2 separate regions of the Homo sapiens genome follow, and region 1 is linked to region 2. The links are chromatin contacts, found by POLR2A ChIA-PET in ENCODE. All regions are on one chromosome and are shown on one strand. The core of a region is the stretch at or near the end of the contact, and the rest is flanking DNA. Distances in the headings are between cores, read along the strand shown.

The links. ChIA-PET counts read pairs that join two places held with the same protein, here RNA polymerase II (POLR2A).
Region 1: POLR2A ChIA-PET joins it to region 2 with 12 read pairs in A673. The contact joins the enhancer-like site here to the promoter of MLXIPL in region 2. POLR2A ChIA-PET finds 5 or more read pairs at or near these places in 2 of 52 experiments (A673 and WTC11).

Annotation. Positions count from the first base shown.
Region 1 is chr7:74,055,350-74,059,811 of GRCh38, forward strand. It overlaps ELN (elastin), which reads left to right. Exons shown (of 33, transcript NM_000501.4): 20 at 922-1,086; 21 at 1,323-1,364; 22 at 2,291-2,347. ELN-AS1 (ELN antisense RNA 1) reads right to left here. Exons shown (of 2, transcript NR_183555.1): 2 at 3,556-4,462. Among named protein-coding and RNA genes, the nearest start is that of ELN-AS1, 4.7 kb to the right of the region's middle. Within about 2 kb of position 2,078, at least 2 of the 41 ENCODE cell types and tissues checked have a DNase peak (open chromatin) inside an H3K27ac peak, as active enhancers do.
Region 2 is chr7:73,623,146-73,627,740 of GRCh38, forward strand. It overlaps MLXIPL (MLX interacting protein like), which reads right to left and starts at 1,377. Exons shown (of 17, transcript NM_032951.3): 1 at 1,055-1,377. The coding sequence starts at 1,347.

The DNA.
Region 1 (4,462 bases), core at 828-3,327, 430 kb after region 2:
AGGATTGCTTGAGGCCAGGAGTTTGAGACCAGCCTGGGCAACATAGCAAGACCCCATAAATAAAATAAAAATAAAAATAAAAAATAAAATAAATAAAAAATAAATGAAAAATTTTAATTTTTTTTTCTTTTTCTTTTTCTTTTTTTCTGAGATAGAGTCTCACTCTGTCGCCCAGGCTGGAGTGCAGTGGCATGATTTTGGCTCACTGCAATCTCTGCATCCCAGGTTCAAGCAATTCTCATGCATCAGCCTCCCAAGAAGCTGGGATTACAGACATGCACCACCATGCCTGGCTAATTTTTGTATTTTCAGTAGAGACAGGGTTTTGCCTTGTTGGCCAGGCTGGTCTCGAACTCCTGGACTCAAATGATCCACCTGCCTCGTGGATCCCAAAGTGCTGGGATTATGGGCATGAGCCACTGCACCCGGCCAAAAAAAAGAAATTTTTTTTTTTTGAGACGGAGTCTTGCTCTGTCACCCAGGCTGGAGTGCAGTGGCGTGATCTCCGCTCACTGCAAGCTCCACCTTCTGGGTTCAAGTGATTCTCCTACCTCAGCCTCCCATATAACTGGGATTACAGGTGCCCGCCACCACGCCCGGCTAATTTTTGTATTTTTAGTAGAGATGGGGTTTCACCATATTGGCCAGGCTGGTCTCGAACTCCTGACCTCAGGTGATCCACCTGCCTCAGCCTCCCAAAGTGCTAGGATTACAGGCATGAGCCACTGCACCCGGCCCCACATTTTTTTTAAAGGCTTCATGGTGGAGGTGCTGGGGACCCAGGCATCCCAGTTTTCTGTCTTTTATGGACAAGGCCTGGGGGAAATTTACATCCTCTTTCCCAATCCATCAGCATCCCTCAGAGCCCGCCCAGCCTCTCTCACTGAGCTTCTTTTCTACTTGGCTCCCTTCCCTCTGCAGGGGCCAGGCCCGGAGTCGGAGTTGGAGGCATTCCTACTTACGGGGTTGGAGCTGGGGGCTTTCCCGGCTTTGGTGTCGGAGTCGGAGGTATCCCTGGAGTCGCAGGTGTCCCTGGTGTCGGAGGTGTTCCCGGAGTCGGAGGTGTCCCGGGAGTTGGCATTTCCCGTGAGCCTTAGTCACACCTGGGGACATGGGTTGAGAAGGGATGGGGGCTTCTTGTCTGCTCGGCTCTGCAGGGGCAGTGGGGACTGTAGATCGGGCTTGAATGTGCTCAGGGAGGAGTTGGGGGAGAAGAAGGGAGGTCGTATCCATGCCTTACAGGGCAGAAGAGCTTTAAACACGGCTCGGAGGAGACCCAGGCACGGCTTCTGAGGGTCTCTTTCTTTCTCGTTTCCTTGTAGCCGAAGCTCAGGCAGCAGCTGCCGCCAAGGCTGCCAAGTACGGTAAGTGCCCCTGCCCTGCCTGTCCCCAAGTCCTGCTCTCCCGCGGGGCTCAGGGTCCAACCTCAGGGCAAACTGGCTCCCAGGCCTCCAGGACTGAAATGGCCTGGACCAAGGTCACGAGGCCCCTGCCCCATCTTCCAAAGCCACACTCCACTCTTACTGTCCTTTTCAGATGCCCCCTGTTAGGACTGTTGGTCACTGGCTCATCACCCCACCCCCCACCCCCAGAATTGAAGGTGTCTGGCAGGGTTGGGTGGCTGATGCCTGTAATCCCAGCACTTTGGGAGGCCAAGGCAGGTGGATCCCTTGAGGCCAGGAGTTCGAGACCAGCCTGGCCAATATGGTGAAATGCTGTCTGTACTAAAAATACAAAAATTAGCTGGGCATGGTGGCGGGCACCTATAGTCCCAGCTACTTGGGAGGCTGAGGCAGGAGAATGGCTTGAACCCGGGAGGTAGAGGCTGCAGTGAGCAGAGATTATACCATTGCACTCCAGCCTGGGTGACAGAGCAAGACTCCAACTCTAAAAATAAAAAAAAAAGAAAAAGAAAAAGAATTGAAGGTGCCAGGAAGCCATTCTCTTCTTCCTCCGATTCTCCCACCCACCCTTGCTCCCCCAAAAAGTGAGTACTGGGAGGGGCAAGGCTGAAAGTTCTCCACTCCCCGAGGTGCTGCAGGAGCAGGAGTGCTGGGTGGGCTAGTGCCAGGTGCCCCAGGCGCAGTCCCAGGTGTGCCGGGCACGGGAGGAGTGCCAGGTGAGCTGTGTCTCCAGCCCAGAGATGGGTTTGGTTTGTCTCATGGAAGGGTCCCTGGAGTTGACCAAGGTCGACTGCACCATTTTACAAATGGGAAGACTGAGCCTAGAGATGGGAAGCAGGGAGGGGTGTGAGAGATTACTCTCTCACCCCTTCTCTTCACACCTCCAGGAGTGGGGACCCCAGCAGCTGCAGCTGCTAAAGCAGCCGCCAAAGCCGCCCAGTTTGGTAAGTCCCCCTCACCCCCGCCACTGGCTCACGGAGAACTGCTTTCTCCTGTGCCCTGCTCTGGGGTCTGACCGCCCAGCTTCCTGTTCCTTTCCACCCCACTTAAGCTGTCACATTCTGGGGTGGGCCCTCCTTAGACCTTTTGGCCCACTGATGAATGACCTCTAGGAGTGTGGGTGATGTTTCTGATTAGGGGAGCAGGGTGAGCAGTGTGAGCCTCCCTGTTCCTAAAGCCCCTGGTGCCTCCCAGGCTATTGGGGACCTGACCTCATGCTGAGCTCCAGCTCCCCTTGAGGGACTCCAGTTCTCCCCCTTCTCCTTCTCTTTCTCCTTCTCCTTCTTCTTCTTGTGCTCCTCTTCCTTCTTCTTCTTCTTCTTTCTTCTCCTCCTCCTCCTTCTCCTTCTCCCTCCTCCTCCTTCTCATTCTTCTTCTTCTCCTTCCTCTTCTTCTCCTCCTGCTTCTTTTCCTTCTCCTCCCTCTTCCTCCTCCTCCTGCTTCTCCTTTCTTCTCCTTCTTCTTCTTTCTTCTTCTTCTTCCTCTTTTTCTCCTTCTTTCTTCTTCTTTCTCCTTCTTCTTCTTCTTCCTCTGCTTCTTTCTCCTCCTTCTTCTCTTCTCTTCCGTCTTTCTTCTCCTCCTTTTCCTCCTTCTTCTTTCTTCTCCTTCTCCTTTTTTCTTGAGATAGGGTCTAGCTCTGTCACCCAGGATGGGGTACAGTGCCACAATCATAGCTCACTACAGCCTCAACCTCCCAGTCTCAAGCAGTCTGCCTGCTTCCGCCCCCCAAGAGCTGAGACCACAGGTGCCCACCACCATGCCTGGCTAATTTTTTAATTTTTTTGTAGCGACAGCGGTCTCACTATGTTGCTCAGGCTGGTCTCAAACTCCTAGGCTAAAGCGATCCTCCTGCCTCTGCCTCCCAAAGTCCTGGGATTACAGGCGTGAGCCACCACACCCGGCCTGCAGTACTTCTTGTTCCCCATCTCTTGCTACATTTGAGGGCCACCCTGGCAGCCCCAGGTGCCCACACTTTTCTGAACATGGCAAATCGTGGCAGCACCAATTGTAGAGCTCAACTGTATGTCAGGCCCTGGGCATGGGGTCTGTAGGCCTTGGCCCTAGGGACCTGTGGGCTGAAAGGTTCAGATCAGAATCTCTAGGACTGAATAGGCCAGAGAGCATTTCGACTGCAGGTCTGCTGAGCCCCATATTCTCACACACAGCAATCTTTATTATTTATTTATTTGAGACGGGGTCTCACATTGTCGCCCAGGTTGGAGTGCAGTGATGCCGTCAGCTCGCCGCAGGCCTCAAACTCCTAGCTTAAGCCATTATTCCCCCTTAGTATCCCTAGTAGCTGGGGCTACAGTCACATGCCACCATGCCCAGTTTAAAAAAAAAAAAAATTGTATGCGATCCTCCCACATTGGCCTCTCAAAGTGCTGGGATGACAGGCATGAGCCAACGTGTCTGGCCTACAAAAATCTTACAGAGTTGATTTTATTTTTCCCATTTTACAGATGTGGAAACTGAGGTTCCCAGAGCTTAAGTAACTTGCCTACAGTTGCACAGCTAAATGGTGGCTGAGCTGAGATTTGAACCCAAAGCCTTTCTGTCTTACAAAGTCCCTTATATAATGTAAATCTGCCTCCATCAGCCTCAAATCTCCAAGGGGTCCTTGTCACTGAAAAGGTTAAGAACTCCTGGCCAAATGCAGCAGCTCACAACTATAATCCCAGAACTTTGGGAGGCCAAGTCGGGTGGATCACCCAAGGTCAGGAGTTTAAGACCAGCCTGGCCAACATGGTGAAACCCTGTCTCTACTAAAAATACAAAAAAATTAGCCGGGCATGGTGGTGCGCACCTGTAGTCCCAGCTACTCAGGAGGCTGAGGCAGGAGACTCACTTGAACTCGGGAGGTGGTGGTTGCAGTGAGTCGAGATCACGCCATTGCACTCCAGCCTGGGCGATAGAGTGAGACTCTGTCTCCAAAAAAACAAAGTTATGAACTCCTGAGCCTGCACACACTTCATATTAGGGAGGAGGAAGCTGAGGCCCAGCAAGGGAAAGTAACTGATCCAGGGTCACACAGCAAATCTATGCCAGGGCCGAGGCTC
Region 2 (4,595 bases), core at 127-2,626:
GTTGGGGGCAGGCAACACTCCCCTCACAGTCCCCACCCCAGCTCCTGCTCCCCCGCAGGGCGGCAGGTGCCGATCTGTAGCCAGCGGTTCTCAGAAGGGGAGGAGGCGCCGCGGAGGAAGAGGAATATTTGCACAGAGAAAAGATCAAGGCCGGCCGATCCCCCTTTCTCCCCTACGGGTTTTCGGTTGATAATTTATACTGGCCCCTCAACTCCGGGGAACTTTGCTCCAGGGCACTGGGCCAGGCCTCGGGTTCGCGCCCTCCTCTGGGACGCGGGGCGTGGAGCGGCAGCGGGGCGCGGCCTGTGCGCTCTCGGTGGCACTAAGCGGGGGTCCCAGGCAGCGACGGGCGCTCAGCCTAGTGTGGCGACGTGGGTAGGCGAACCCAGGCCTCCCGGGCACCGGCGTAACCTCTGCGAGCTGCGCCTCTTGGACATTTCTGGGACATCCTCCTCCCGCCACCCTTAATGTAGCAGATCAAGAAGAGGTGTCTCAGCAATTGCGGGGAGGTGGACGTGAGAGTGGGCCAGTTCCAGTCCACTTTGGTTATGAACTGGGACAATCAGGGGCGCTGGGAGTATCTCAGGGTCCAGGAATAGGGCGGGCTTGGGCCGGGGCTGCTGGGGAGAAGGCCGAGGCCTGCAGGGGGTCGGGTGGAGTGGCTCCAGAGTGGAGAGTGGGGATGGGCGCGGGTGGCCTAGGGACCAGGGGCGCCTGGCATTTTTGTAGGGACGGAGGGGCTGGGACCAGAGAGAGGGGACCAGAGGTCCAGGTAGAGGTGGGGCGCAGGCGGTCTGCGCTTCGGGGAAGAGGGAATGGGGGAGGAATGGGAATCAGAAATGCGTGGGTCCGTCAGGGGCCAGCGGGCTGGGCCGCTGTAGGAGGACCTCGGGGCTGGGAGAAAGGGGGTGTCCAGGGCGTGATCGGAGCCTCCGGGAGCCGCAGGACCGGGCTCGGGTGGGGTGTTGAGGGCCCCAGCGCGCAGTCCTGCCCCGGACCCCCCCCCCATCCCCACCTGGAAGCCAAGGCCGTCAGGGCCCGGAACCGCCCTCACCTGTAGGCCAGGCTCAAGCACTCGAAGAGGCGTGTGAGTGTGGGGTCGATACTGCGCGGCCCGAAGTCGGAGGGCCCCACGGACCCCTCCTGGTCGCGCCGCCGGGGCAGCGAGTCGCTGTGCGGCGACGACACCATGAAGTGACCGCTGTGGATGACCTGCGAGCGGAGCAAGCCGCCCGCGCTGCGCCGGAGACTCGGGTCCTCCGAGTCTGTGTCCGAGTCCGAGTCTGGGCTGGGCGCGACCCGCGGGACCTGCAAGCCCGCGGCCAGACCTGCCAGCGCGCCGGCCATGGCTGTCGCCGCCGCAACCGCCTGGTCCCTGCTCCGCGCAGCGCGGGGAACAGCTCTTGGCCAGCCGGGCCTCATTAACATAGCCCCGCCCCCACACCATAGGCCGATCGGGTGGGCGGGGCCTGGGACGGGGCGGGGCTTGTATTAGCATAATCCTTACGCCAGGTGAGAACCCGGTGCTCTGGAGCTCTGGCGGGTTGGCCCCATCTCCCTTCCCGTCTTTCCTTGGAGTCCTGATAGAGCCGCCCCTACTTTGCTCCAAAGGGATATTAAGAAAGGTCAGGCCGGACGCCAGGGGCTCTTGCCTGTAATCCTAGCACTTTAGGAGGCCAAGGCGGGAGGATGGCTTGAGGTCAGGAGTTCGAGACCAGCCTGAGCAATATGGCAAGACCCCCATCTCTACCAAAAAAATGCAAAAATTAGCCGGACATAGTGGAGAAAGCCTGTAATACCAGCTACTGGGGAGGCTGAGGTGGGAGGATTCCTTGAGCCCAGGAGTTCGACAATATGGCAAAACCCTGTCTCTACCAAACATACAAAAATTATCCAGGCATGGTGGCGTGTGCATGTAGTCCTAGCTACTCCGAAGGCTGAAGTGGGAGAATCGCTTGAGACCAAGAGGTTGAGGCTGCAGTGAGCGGAGATCGCGCCACTGCACTCCAGCCTGGATGACAGAGTGAGACCCTGTCTCCACAACAAAAGGGTCCCCTATCACACCTGAGCCTGAAAGCGCCTCAGGACCTGGGGTTTGTTCTTTCAGGGGCACCCTCCTGTGAGGCCAGAGATCACCATCTCCCCTCACCTAACTCCTGCCCTTCACCTCCAACCCCCGCCCCCCATATTAGCTCTTCTGGGTCCTCCACATAGGTAGAAGCCCCCAACTCTCAGGGGCCTGATGTGGTAAGCCCAAGGTAATGCCCCTGAAGGGCCTGGCCCACAGGAGGTTGCTAACACCTCTAGTTAACATGGTGGCCAACACGGTGGCCGGGCGCGGTGGCTCTCGCCTTCAATCCTAGCACTTTGGGAGGCCATGGTGGGTGGGTCACTTGAGGCCAGGAGTTCGAAACCAGCCTGGCTAACATGGAGAAACCCCTTCTCTACTAAAAATACAAAAATTACCGGATGTGACGATGCGTGCTTGGCTTATAATCCCAGCTACTCGGGAGGCTGAGGTGGAAGAATCACATGAGCCCAAGAGGTGGAGGTTGCAGTGAGCCGAGATCGCGCCCTACTGCACTCCACCCTGGGCAACAGTGAAATCCTGTTTCAAAAACAAAATAAAATACTTAAGAAAAAATATATATTAAAAAAATTGTGATCATTACTTCACCTGCACAGAGAGGCCCAAGGGGAGCCTCGAGGGACTGTTACTGGTAGGGATGGGTGGCTCACTGGAAGGTGGACATCCCCTAGGCAGGCATCTACCCAGGAGCTCTGAGCCCCTTCTCTCACTGACACTGAGGTCCAGCTTTTGTTCCTGCTTCTTTGTATTTTTATTTATCTATATACTTCTATTTATTTATTGTTTTGAGACGGAGGCTCACTCTGTCACCCAGGCTGGAGTGCAATGGCACGATCTCGGCTCACTGCAACCTCTGCCTCCCTGGTTCAAGCGATTCTCCTGCCTTAGCCTCCTGAGTAGCCGGGATTACAAGTGCCCGCCACCATGCCCAGCTAATTTTTGTATTTTTAGTAGAGACGAGGTTTCTCCATGCTGGCCAGGCTGGTCTCAAACTCCTGACCTTAAAGCGATTTGCCCACCTCAGCCTCTCAAAGTGCTGGGATTCCAGGCATGCGCCACCGTGCCCAGCCTATTTATATATTTTTAGAGACAGGGTCTCGCTCTGTCACCCAGGCTGGAGTGCAGAGGCACGGTCATAGCTCACTGCAGCCTCAAACTCCTGGGCCAAAGCGATCCTCCCACCTCAGCCTCCCTAGTAGCTGGGACTACAGGCTCATGCCACCAAACCTGGCTAATTTTTTTTTTTTTGTAGAGATGAAATCTGCTTCAGCCTCCCAAAGTTTTGGGATTACAAGTGTGAGCCACTGTACATGGCCTTTCTGCTTCTGAAGCCTCTTTTCTCACCTTGAGGACAGAAACCAGACTGAGGCATTCACACCTGACACCTCACTGGAGCGTTTAACTAACAGCCTCAAAGATGGGTTCAGAGGCACAGGAGAGCAAAAACACACCCAAGCATCTCTGAGGGGCAGCAGCAAAGCCTGGTCTAGTAGATTTCCAGATTTCCCCCAAGGATGTCCCTAGTGGGTGGGGACAGGAAAGAGTTGTAGGCACATGCTAAGCTCTGCTGGCTTTCTGACAGGTATCCTGTGTGTGGTCATGTTAGGGAAAGCGGAGGAGGTGGTTTCCCATGTGTGGCAGCCTTGGAAAAGGTTGACATGCAGCACTTTCTTCCAGCCCACAGGAGGATCACACAGCACCTAGGATCACAATGGCAGTGCCCTGAGGGCCCCAGCCACTGGCTGTGGGAGGAAAGTGATTATCCAAGGCTGCTCACAGGCCAGCCCTTCCACCCACCTCCCTTGGCCGGGTATCTTCTGTCTCTGCCAAATGTTCGCATCACATTCCCAGGAGCCCCAGCTGTTCTGCTCCATCCTCCCTGCTGCCCTCTGTAGGATGTGCATTCTCTCTGCCCATCCCTGCCAGGTTAGGAAAGGGGGTTCTGATGCTCACCCCACTCTCCCTCCTTTGGAGGGGCTCTGCCCTGCTTCAGAGAGCCATCCCCAAGTGGCCCTCTTTTTTTTTTTTTTTTTTGAGCCAGTCTCAGTCTGTCACCCAGACTGGAGTGCAGTGGCATGATCTCAGCTCACTGCAACCTCCGCCTCCCGGGCTCAAGCGATTCTCCTGCCTCAGCCTCCCAAGTAGCCGGGATTACAGGCGTGTAACACCATGCCCGACTAATTTTTGTATTTTTAGTAGAGATGGGGTTTCACCATGTTGGCCAGGCTGGTCTTGAACTCCTGACCACAAGTGATCCACCTGCCTCAGCCTCCCAAAGTGCTGGTATTACAGGCGTGAGCCACCGTGGCCAGCTCTCAGGTGGCAGTTAACCGTCTTTTGAGGCCCTTGGTACAGAGGCTGACAGGATCATTACTTACCCCTATATGCCTGTCTGGCTTCTCCCCCTATTCCTCCGTAGGCCATTGAGGCAAGACTGTGTCCTAGCATCTCTGAACCCCCACACTGGGTACCTGGAGACTTGGGGGATGCTTGAAGAAAGGGGCAT